Linked DNA regions of Homo sapiens: region 2 is linked to region 1. Evidence: chromatin loops called from intact Hi-C (ENCODE). Cell type or tissue: tibial artery. All regions are shown on one strand. Each heading gives the region's core, and the rest is flanking DNA. Links, peaks and the distances in the headings are about the cores only. Region 1 overlaps KCNIP4 (potassium voltage-gated channel interacting protein 4). Region 2 overlaps KCNIP4 (potassium voltage-gated channel interacting protein 4).

Region 1 (5,390 bases), core at 208-5,207:
AATTTTTAGTTTCCTTCTATGTAAATGGGTGCAATAAACTTATAACTTTAGAAGATTTTTGTGAGGGAGCTTGTACAAAAGTCCCTAAAGAGTAGATAGGTATAAATTTGCCAAATAATTATGAAAAAGATTTTTTAAAACGTCTGTGACCCGAAGAGTGTTAAATCAGTCTGCTGGAAGAACGTACCGTTTAGAAATAGATACAAAACTTGTCATAAATATAACCTCAGTATAAGATTATTTTTGTGTTATGTACAATTATGCAAACTCTTTTGGGGCATCCAGAGGGATGGAATAGTTTTTAATGCTTTCATGGAAGCATTTGAGTTGGAAATTCTTGAAGAGTGTTCCCAAAATATTTAGCTGACATTACTTTACGCTGGACCTCCATCTCCTGCTCCAGATACCCTTCTTGTGGCACCTATATGAGTCTAATGTAATGGTGAATTTTCTTATCTGCTTCCCTCATAAGTTTGTAGCTCCTATTACTTCCATTGGAATAGAGTTCCTACATGGTTCTACTTTGTATGTCTTGCACTGAAGTGTGACTCATTATAAACCCTGGGACAGATATTTATTGAAAGGATTCTATTTACTTTCAATAAGAGCAATTGCATGAAAGGCAAAGAGGAGGTTATTATAAAGATGGAAGTTGGCCAGCCACAATGGCCCATGCCTGTAATCCCAGCAATTTGTGAGGCCAAGCCGGGTGGATCACTTGGGGTCAGGAGTTCGAGAACAGCCTGGGCAACATGGTGAAACCCCCAAAACAAAAAAAACAAGTGAAAAATACAAAAATTAGCCAGGCATGGTGGCTCGCACCTGTAATCTCAGGTACTCAGGAGGCTGAGGAAGGAGGATCCCTTGAACCCGGGAGGCAGAGGTTGCAGTGAGCTGAGATCACACCATTGCACTCCAGCCTGGGCAACAAGAGCGAAACTCTGTCTCTGACAAAAGACTATTTTTGAAGTCGAAAGTGTAGGGTGGTAGAAAACTAAAGTGTAACAATAATGCTGAACATCAAAAAGCATGGAATCTATTATGTTAGAAGATCATCACTGTGAAAGTTGACATAAGCAACCAGGGATATAAAAAAGGAAAAAAAGGTAAAATTGTACATGTCCTCAAATAATTAAAAGCTGAGGGAGTTTCCTTGTGATAGCACAAAGATGTAGAAAGCCTGATAAAAGATGGCATAATTCTTAATGGATGGGAAGTTAGAGCAAGGGTGATGGAATAGTGGCTTGAATGTGGCACCCAAATATTTGTTGAATGAATAGATGGTGGGTAATGTATAAATGATGGAACACCAAATCTCATTTTATTTCATAACCCTCAAGGAAAATGGAGTCAGAGGAAAATCAATTTTCACTTAAGATGAACAGATTGGTAGACTAAAGACTCAAGAGTTAGAAACTTTGGAGGGTCTTATTCTAAATAAAGCATAGATGCCATTGAGCACAATTGGTCCAGAATATGGGCACATAAAGATAGAATTGAATTGAGGAAAGGCAGGCCTGACCCAGATTGAGGAGGTGTTTTGAGAGGACATAGCAGAGGGTTTTTATACCGTGGAGTTGCAGAAACTATTAGAGATGTCCATATTAGGAGGATAGAAATACATTTTTTGAAGTGTTTATAGCATTAACTCCATCCACCTTTCCAACTGGAATATAGGTATAATGTCTAAGTTTATATCTTCATTGCTAAGTTACTATTGATTTACCTCATATCTAAGAAGAAAATAATTTATTTGCAAATTGCCTGTCCAATAGGTCATCTTTAGCTAATGTTTACATAACTACCATTTTTAGTAAAATTTTACTATTTGAATAAATGGAAAACTAGAAAATGTCATTAATTAAAATAAAAGCATGGCTTATATTACTATCTTTTTTTCTCTTAAGTACATTCATTCAAACCACATATACTCATTGAGTGTTTATTATGAAGCATGTTTTATAGTAGGTTTTGGAGATAGGAAGATAAATATGACAAAGTTCATGCCTTCAAGAATCTCATGTGTTGATAGGAGAAATAAACATGTAACAAATTCATATATAACTTGTGAGCAACAAGAGAAGCAATAATAAGATACAGAGGTAGTACATTTTCCTTACCGAATATAGTGAGGAAGCGTCACAGAATAACACTATGTAGAAAGTAGCCAGGTGAACTAGAGAGCGATGACATTTCGGAAGGTGCAAGGGGCGTGTGAAAGTAAATGGGAATGGGAAGTACCATATGGTGTTCAAGACACAACATGGGATTTGTTATTTCTGAAAAGTAGGTGTGAGGAGAGTAGCAAAACATGTTACTCAATACATTAGGCAAAAAACAGAAACATCTTTCATGCTATGCAAAGGAGTTTGGGCTCTTTCTTGCGGGCGTCTAGAGGCTATTAAGGAAACAACTGTTCATTGGATGAAGAGGGCATCATTGAAGGATTTTAAACAGGAAAGTTTCATGGCCATATCTGTTAGTGTGTTTGTTTTCAATCATCGTATCTGCAGCGAAGAGAGGTTTGAGAAAAGCACTAAGGAATTGATGGCAATAAGCCTAACACTTGATGCTGGAAACTAAACCAGCAGGGTCCGGGGAAAGAGAAAAAAGCAGAGTAAGTAATCAATATAATTTATGAAGACTTAGATAATATGAACATGAGTATGGTGATGATAGAGAAGAAAATGGGATTCTGAAGGATTTTTCTTTTTTTTTTTTTTGATGGAATCTCCCTCTGTTGCCAGGCTGGAGTTCAGTGGCAGGATCTCAGCTCACTGCAACCTCCACCTTCCAGGTCCAAGCGATTCTTCTGCCTCCACAGTAGCTAGGATGACAGGCATGTGCCACCAGGCCCAGCTAATTTTTGTATTTTTAGTAGAGATGGGGTTTTACCATGTTGGGCAGGATGGTCTCAATCTCTTGACCTCGTGATCCACCCACCTTGGCCTCCCAAAGTGCTGGGATTACAGGCATGAGCCACCGCGCTGAAGGCTTTTTTAAAGTAAATATGTTGGCCGGGTATGGTGGCTCACACCTGTAATCCCAGTATTTTGGGAGGCCAAGGTGGAAGGATCACTTGAGCCCAGGAGTTTGAGAACAGCCTGGGAAACATAGCTAGACCTCGTCTCTACAAAAAGTCAAAAAAAAAAAAAAAAAAATTAGCCAGCTGTGGTGGTCCATGCCTATGGTCTCAGCTAGTAGAGAGGATTAGGTGGGAGGATCATTTGAGACCAGGAGGTTAAGCCTACAGTGAGCCATGATTGCACCACTGCACTCCAGCCTGGATGACAGAGCAAGACCCTGTCTCAAAAAAAAAAAAAAAAAAAGAAAGAAAAAGAAAAGGAAATATGGTTTTCTGACATCAAGACATTACTAATTTTCATGTAGAAATCGCCCAAGAATAGAGCGTACACTGTGCCGAACTAAACAGGTATGTTGTTCTCTTGATGTTTCTAGTCAAAAAGAATCTAAATTCCCTATAGGTATCAGGTTGTTTCTGAATTTGAAGAACATTTTTTAAAACTTAGCTTCGTGATGGTGACATCATGCAGTTTTATTTCTATTTACATACAGTTTTAATATCTCATAAAGGGACACTGTAGCATTTTTCACACATTATGATATGATAGCAAATCCTTCAGCTACTGTTCTTTATTTAGTCTAAGAACACTAGCAGTGAATTGGACTCTAACAGGGCATCAAATAGGGGCATTTCACATGAAAGCGCCTACAGCTGACAGCCTTCTTGTTGCTTTGAGAGTAGTTAGTATTATTGCTTCCTTAAGGAGCCATGAAACTAGGCAAGCTAATTCCCCCAGATAATTTTCTTGTACATTAGCTTCAGTGATGCAATACAATCAGTTACATCTGATGAAGCTGATCATTGATTTATTATTCTTTTGGGGTGCTTAAACTCTCAAGTATCATTGTGATAACTATTGACACAATATGTCTTCTTTTAAAATAGATTTTCTATTTCAGGCCCAAGCTTTTCTTTTGCACTGCTTTGCAAACCTTTTCTTTTGCATTGCTTTGCACTGCTTTGCAAACCCTCCTGCTAAGTCCCAACCATCTGTCAGCCTACCTCTCGTGGCTTGCTAAGTTTTCTGACCTGTGACCCACCCAACACCTTGGAGGGGTGTGGAGAAAATGCAATTTTATTATCTCAGGTTAATGAGAACTCTACCTTTAAATGTATATACTTTTGTACTTCAGATTTTCCACAAAACCACATATTTGTGAAATTCTTATATAATTAAAAAGCTAATGTGCCATTTTAAATAAGATAATTTATGGGAAAGGTGTATAAACTTGCAAGTGCTAATCAAATGTAAATGGGTATAATTTATTATGGTATTAAGTTCAATAGTGATTGGTTAAATATAGCAAAATTTCTATTTACCTAAATATGTTTCACTTGTGTGACTCATTATTATTGGTAGGGAGATACTTGTTTTTTTTCTAGTGCCGTTAAAAGTACAGACAACATAGGATCACATTGAATAATAGTAAAAAAGATAAATATAACTGTGGTTAGCATTAAAAAGGACATAAAATGCCAGAACTTTTCAAAGTGACATTTCTCTAAATGAAATGAAATGTTTTCAATGGGAATTTAAGCCAAGGATCTGCAGAGACCGTCTTGCTCTCAGCCACTTTACTGTACTGCCACTAGTATTGAGTGCCTGGGATCATCACGGCTCATTTTTAATTTGTATATCAAGCATATGTCAAGTACCAGCATGTGCTAGGACTTACACACCTTGAGGATAACAGCCGGCCTTGCTTCTGAAGAGCCAGTAGTTTAGCACAAGAGATATAGTCAGGCAAAATGAAGATTGCAACTCGGCAGGATTGAGGTATGCATGGGGTATTGGGTAATCACAGTGAAGGAACATACCTACTCTCAGCTCATTAAATCATGTTTAATAGTCAGAATTTAGAATTTTGGAGGAGGTAAAGAAGCAGGTTGAAAGGAAGTAAAATATCCATTGGGGAAATATCTTTTTCTAAAAAAGCACAAAAGAACCATGAATTCTATAATGAATTTGAAATGAGGTAAAGTAAGCAATACTTACAGAGGAATCCAGGCTCATGTAACTTATAATAAACCAATATATAGCATTATTATGTAAAATATATCTATTTTGGGTAGAAAAGCTCAGCCCAGGTCTGTTAAACAAGCATTACTGCATACATATTACCTCCCTTTGGATCTTTAAAAGTTGAGTAAATTCCATTCGTTGCATAATTTGGAAATCTTTTCCTCCCAAGAATCATTTACACTCAACTTTCATAATATAACCGCACCATTCCTACATCATTCTCATGTTCTGAAAAAGTTTTATTAATGACCGACACTTATTAGACTCAGTGACAATCCAAGC
Region 2 (5,390 bases), core at 146-5,145, 62 kb after region 1:
GAAGGCGGAGAAGTAACACTCAGAGGGGATTATAAATGAACTGAACGAAGAACTTAGAGAAATGGCTCAAGCTGCCAGGTGGCACTTGAGTCTTGAGGTGACCTCATGGATGACAATATTTTGAAAGGAGATGTGAGTCTAGATGTCCTTTTCTCAAACGGAGAAGCATGTAATGCTTAAGAGAAAGAAATCTAGGGTCAGACTTGAGTTTGAATCCAGGTTCAACCACGTCGAACCAATATGACTTTGACCAAAAGATGTACTCTATTTGATCTTCAGTTACTTCCCATATAAAATAGGGAAAATAACAGCTGCTGTATAGTGTTGTTTGGAGGGTTCGATGTGATATAGGAAAGTGCTCAATTTCTGCTATATATTGAGTACTGGATAAACATTGTAATTATGATAATGATGACAATGATAATGATGAAAATGATAAAATAATAACTTTGACTATTAGGAAAAGTGAATCTATTCTATAAACCCTCTGAATTAATGTTCCTAATCCATTGACATGCTTCAGACTCATTTTCAAAAGCCACTGATATTAAACATGATTTATTGAGTTATATATCCTTCTCCCATATGGATGCCACAAGTTATCCAGAATGCAGTTCTAGGCTCCTGTCCTCCCTTTTTAGACTTATTTTCTACTTCTTCCTATATTACATGCTTGATGCTAAGGTTAAATTAAATAGTCTACAAACAGCTATTGTATATTTTGTTCACGTTAACATTTCTATCACCTAGACCCATTTCTGACCTACATCAGGGAATCACCATTATTGACCAAACTGTCCTTTTCCATTCCAGACTCTTTACCAATGCTCAGGGCCTTCAGGAAACGGGAAATACCTCCTTTTCACCCTGTTTCTTTACATTAAAACCTCTACATCTCTGCCTCTTTTACCTGTTGGCTATTAGTTCCAAGTCCTACCGCTATCCACCACCTACTCTTTTCTGAGAAGTTAGGATTAAGGTTCCAAAAATTACATTTTCCAGACTCCCATTTTCAGCCATCTCTGGGTAGATTTTGCCAGTAGGAAATGTGGACAGGAGGTGGAAGTTGGAAGAAGGATTCTTTTCTGACTTCCAGGTTGGGTCTCCCTCTCCATTTGAGGCAGACAACGATGGCTTCAGCCTCCAACTTCCTTGACACTTCTAGCCCTGATGTCACTTTACCTGAGTGGGGGGAGTACCACATAGCCCACCCCCATTCTCCCAACACACAGCAGAGCCCCTCTGAGATGTGTAAAAAAACAGCCAGGCCCCCTCAGTGGTCTAGTATGTGTGAAACAATGGCTTTTTTTCCCTAAGAGGTCCAACTACCAACTGCAGGGAGCTTCTCCTTTCAGATTCGTTCATTCTTTCTTTTTTTCTCCCCTGCTGGCCTGAAGAATGGTAGCAACTTCCTAAAGCTGTTGAGCTCTGGGTTACATCAACATCCCCAGAAGCTTCAGTCTTTAATCACCCGAGTAACCAATGGTCAGTATTAAATAGACTTTGTCTAAAACACCAGACTCTGATTAATAGAACATCCTTCAAGTTTCTTCTCAAATGCCACCTCCTTTTCTGATCCCACAATGTATTCTTTTTCTCTTTTATCCTCTCATAGTGCTTATTTTTATATCATTTTTGAATTTTACCTCCTTTGCTATGTGAGGAAGCCCTTTCTCAGTTTTTCTAAAATGTATCCCAAGAATGTCATGAATCCTCAAATTCATAATATTCTACTATCAAATTACTAAAGTTCTGTACTTTCTTTATAATTCTTTCACTAGCACTCATGGTAAGCAGTTTTAGAACAGGGCTGTTTCCTCCTCAAGAAGCAAAGTTTTTCTATTATTTTCTTTCAAGTGTTATTATGTTGAAATATTCAACAAAATCTGGGTTTACTTGTCAATCAAGCTTTTTTTTTTTTTTTTTTTTTTTTTTTTTTTAGAATATCAGTGTCCTAGTGCATGGGACTTAAACATGTCTCAACAAACTTGTAGACTCCATTAAAGCTTGTCTTAGTTTGTTAGAGCAGCCTGAACAAAGTATTGCTAATTGAGTGGGTGGCTTAAACAATAGGAATATATTGTCTCACAGGTTTGGAGGCTCAAAATCTGAGATCAAGGCATCAGCAGGGTTGATTCGCTCTGAATGCGGTGAGAGTGATCTTACCCATGCCTCTTCCCTAGTATCTGGTGGTTTATTGACCATTTTTGACATTCCTTGCCATGAAGAAGAAGCATTACCCAGAGTTTTTCCTTCATCTTCACTGTATTAGTCAGTGTTCTCTAAAGGGACACAACTAACAGGATAGATGAATATATGAAGAGGATTTTATTAGAATTGACTCACACAGTCACAAGGTGAAGTGCCACAAAAGGCTGTCTGCAAGCTGAGGAGCCAGGAAGCCAGTCCGAATCCCAACAACTCAAAAGTTGGGAAGCCCATAGTGCAGTCTTCAGTCTGTGGCCAAAGGCCACAGAGAGCCCCTGGCAAAGCACTGGGGTAAGTCCAAGAGTCCAACAGCTGAAGAACTTAGAGTCTGATGTTTGAACTTAGGAAGCATCCAGCACAGGAGAAAGATGGTGGCTGGAAGACTCAGCAAGTCTGCTCTTTCCATGCCTGCTTTTATGCTGGCAGCTGATTAGATGGTGCCCACCCAGATTGAGGGTGGGTCTGCATCTCCCAGCCCACTGACTCAAATGTGAATCTCCTCTGGCAACACCCTTACAGATACACACAGGAACAATACTGTGCATCCTTCAATTCAATCAAGTTGACACTCAATATCAACCATCAGGTTCACACAGCCTTGTCCCTGTGTATATGTCTATGTCCAAATATCTCCTTTTCATAAGGACATCAGTCATATTGGTTTAGGGGCCCACTTTACTCCACTATGACCTCATCATAACTAGAAATTGCTTTTGCAATGATCTTATTTTCAAATAAGGTGACATTCTGAGGTGGTAGGGATTAGAAACTCAACACATGAATTTGGGGTCCACCAGGATTGTCACTTATTAAGTTCACACAAGTCTACCATATTATAATACGATTTGAATTCTATTTATCCTCCCCCTCAAAACCTAGTTTTGAAAACAGGGCAATATTGTTGCACACTCATGACTCTCTCCCTCAGGGCAAGTTATCATGGGGAATATTTGTTGAATTAAAAACTACATAGCAGCGCTGACTATGGCCATAAATATATGCTACTTATTATCAAGTACTGTTCTGGCTCCCCTTCTGCGTTGTGAACTGTTTGGGACTAGGAATCATGTGTTTCTGCCCCACTGGTACCTAGAAAAATGTTAAGCTTTGAGATGAGGTATGAGTTATCACTCACGCTACTTGATAGAGAACTGATTCCTCAGGATACTCAATATTGTCGTGACTACAAAGTAACTTCCATCCTCATCCAGTTTTCAGTTTATATTAGACTATTTGGGTGGGGAATGGAAAGGTATTGTTTTTAAAGTTATATTCCCTATCCTGTGGTATTTCAGATGGTTTATGTATTTTAGTTATCTTTGCTTTCCCTGGCTCTAAGCATGATGCTGGCTATATGACATGTTAATTAGGTTGCATTGTACACATCAGAAAATCCAAATAGTGTTAGCTGATACAACTTAGTGTTAAATTTTTATTATGTATACTAAGGTTTTTTGTTTTGTTTTGTTTTATTCTACTAAGATTGGTGCTTGTGTCTATTCATGAGTTCTGGCCTTTACAAATTCATCCAAGAAGCAAGAAAGAGGGGGTGGCAGGGAGGACAATGGGCCCCCTTCCATATAAGTCTAGACCCCTATAAAGAGGTCCTCAGATACATCAGCCAGTGGCTTCCATTCATATCTCATTGGCCACCCCTAGCTTCATGAGAGAAGGAAAAAATATAGGTATGTGTATATATACACAAATGTACACATATCTATATAATATATAGATCTACACATATATATTTATTAAATTGGGTACTTGCTAATCTTAATAAAATTGTGGATTTGTTCTTAAAGTAGAAGCAAGCATATATACCGGGCAGGGAATTAACTATCTTTGTCATAGTGATTATAGGAGATAATTAATAAATGCTGGTTGTTCATAATTGAAGTTTATTAATTTGACTTTTTAAAAATATAATAGGAAATAACAGTTTTCGGTATTGATAGTTACCGTAATATAAATGAGGTTGTTGGTGAGCCTGGCAGTTCTTTTCTGATTTACACAAATCTGGCATTACACAATATAGAGGTATTTTGATGTGTTACCTTTTGCAGTTTGGCTTTATGTCCTGTATGTGTGCGAGGCTGCATTTGTGGGTTCCTTGATGTTGCAGTCACATATGACTGTTCCCCAGCAACTGATGTCTGGTTCAATAGGAATCCTTTGACCTCTCATCAGGAGTAAATCTCTCAATCCACCTGAAATGGAAGCTCTAAGTCTTCTTACTCCCAAATGTCTCTAAGTATTGTCTCTTCCTTTCTACCTCTACTGCCTTGTATAAGTGTATTAGTCTGTTCTCACATTGATATGAAGAACTATCTGATACTGGGTAATTTATAAAGAAAGAAGGTTTAATTGGCTGACAGTTCCATAAACTGTACAGGAAGCTTGGCTGGGGAGGACTCAGGAAACTTACAATCATGGTGGATGGCGAATGGGGAAGCAGACATGTCTTACATGGGTGGAGCAGGAGGAAGAGAGCGAAGGGGGAGGTGCTATAAACTTTTAAACAACCAGATCTCCTGAGAACTCACTCACCGCACAAGAATAGCAAGGGGGAAGCCCACTCCCATGATCTAATCACTTCCCAATAGGCCCCTCTTCCAACACTGGGAATTACAATTTGACATGAGATTTGGGTAGGGATACAAATCCAAACCATATCAATAGGTCTATTCACCTGTTGTCTAGAGACTGTGACACTGGTGTCCTGACTGGCCTCTTGCCACCTGTCTCATCCCAGACCAACTCATTCTTCACACTATTGCCAACATTAAATTAAAAATACTTTCGGCTCCGCCCTGTCTCTTGATTGTGGAATCAGAGGGATCTCACAATCCAGTTCTCAGTGACATTGACTGTGTTTCTTTACCTGTTCCTGTATGTGACTGTTGCTCCAACAATTCCTGTCTCCCATTAGTTTCCCTACAGTTCTTTGCTTGCTCATGCTTCCCTGCTTATCAGATACTATTGTTTCTACTTAGAGCATCCTTCTTTTTTTGTGCTATCTGGCAGATAAATTCTACTTGGATATCCAGAGCTGCTTGAAACATCACTTCTCTTTAAAGCTTTCTTTGATTTGGTCTGGCAGAATCAGTCACCAGTTTTCCCCATGGTCTAATCCCATTTTATATTTCAGCAATCTCTTTAGAGCTCTCTGCACTCCTCATTTT

Evidence for each region. Peaks named below come from ENCODE experiments on the same cell type or tissue, not always from the same donor. Only the 100,000 strongest peaks of a DNase experiment are listed, where the experiment ranks them.
Region 2: it touches region 1 in a loop (13-fold over the local background); 1 of 110 quality-filtered maps calls a loop at or near these places.

What each region holds. Positions count from the first base shown.
Region 1 is chr4:21,627,789-21,633,178 of GRCh38, reverse strand. All of the region lies in intron 1 of KCNIP4 (potassium voltage-gated channel interacting protein 4), which reads left to right. Among named protein-coding and RNA genes, the nearest start is that of MIR7978, 170 kb to the right of the region's middle. In tibial artery, for the core only: no CTCF peak of the experiment used is centred there; no DNase peak of the experiment used is centred there.
Region 2 is chr4:21,565,785-21,571,174 of GRCh38, reverse strand. The region is part of intron 1 of KCNIP4 (potassium voltage-gated channel interacting protein 4); the gene reads left to right. Among named protein-coding and RNA genes, the nearest start is that of MIR7978, 100 kb to the right of the region's middle. In tibial artery, for the core only: no CTCF peak of the experiment used is centred there; a DNase peak (open chromatin) is centred at 2,474.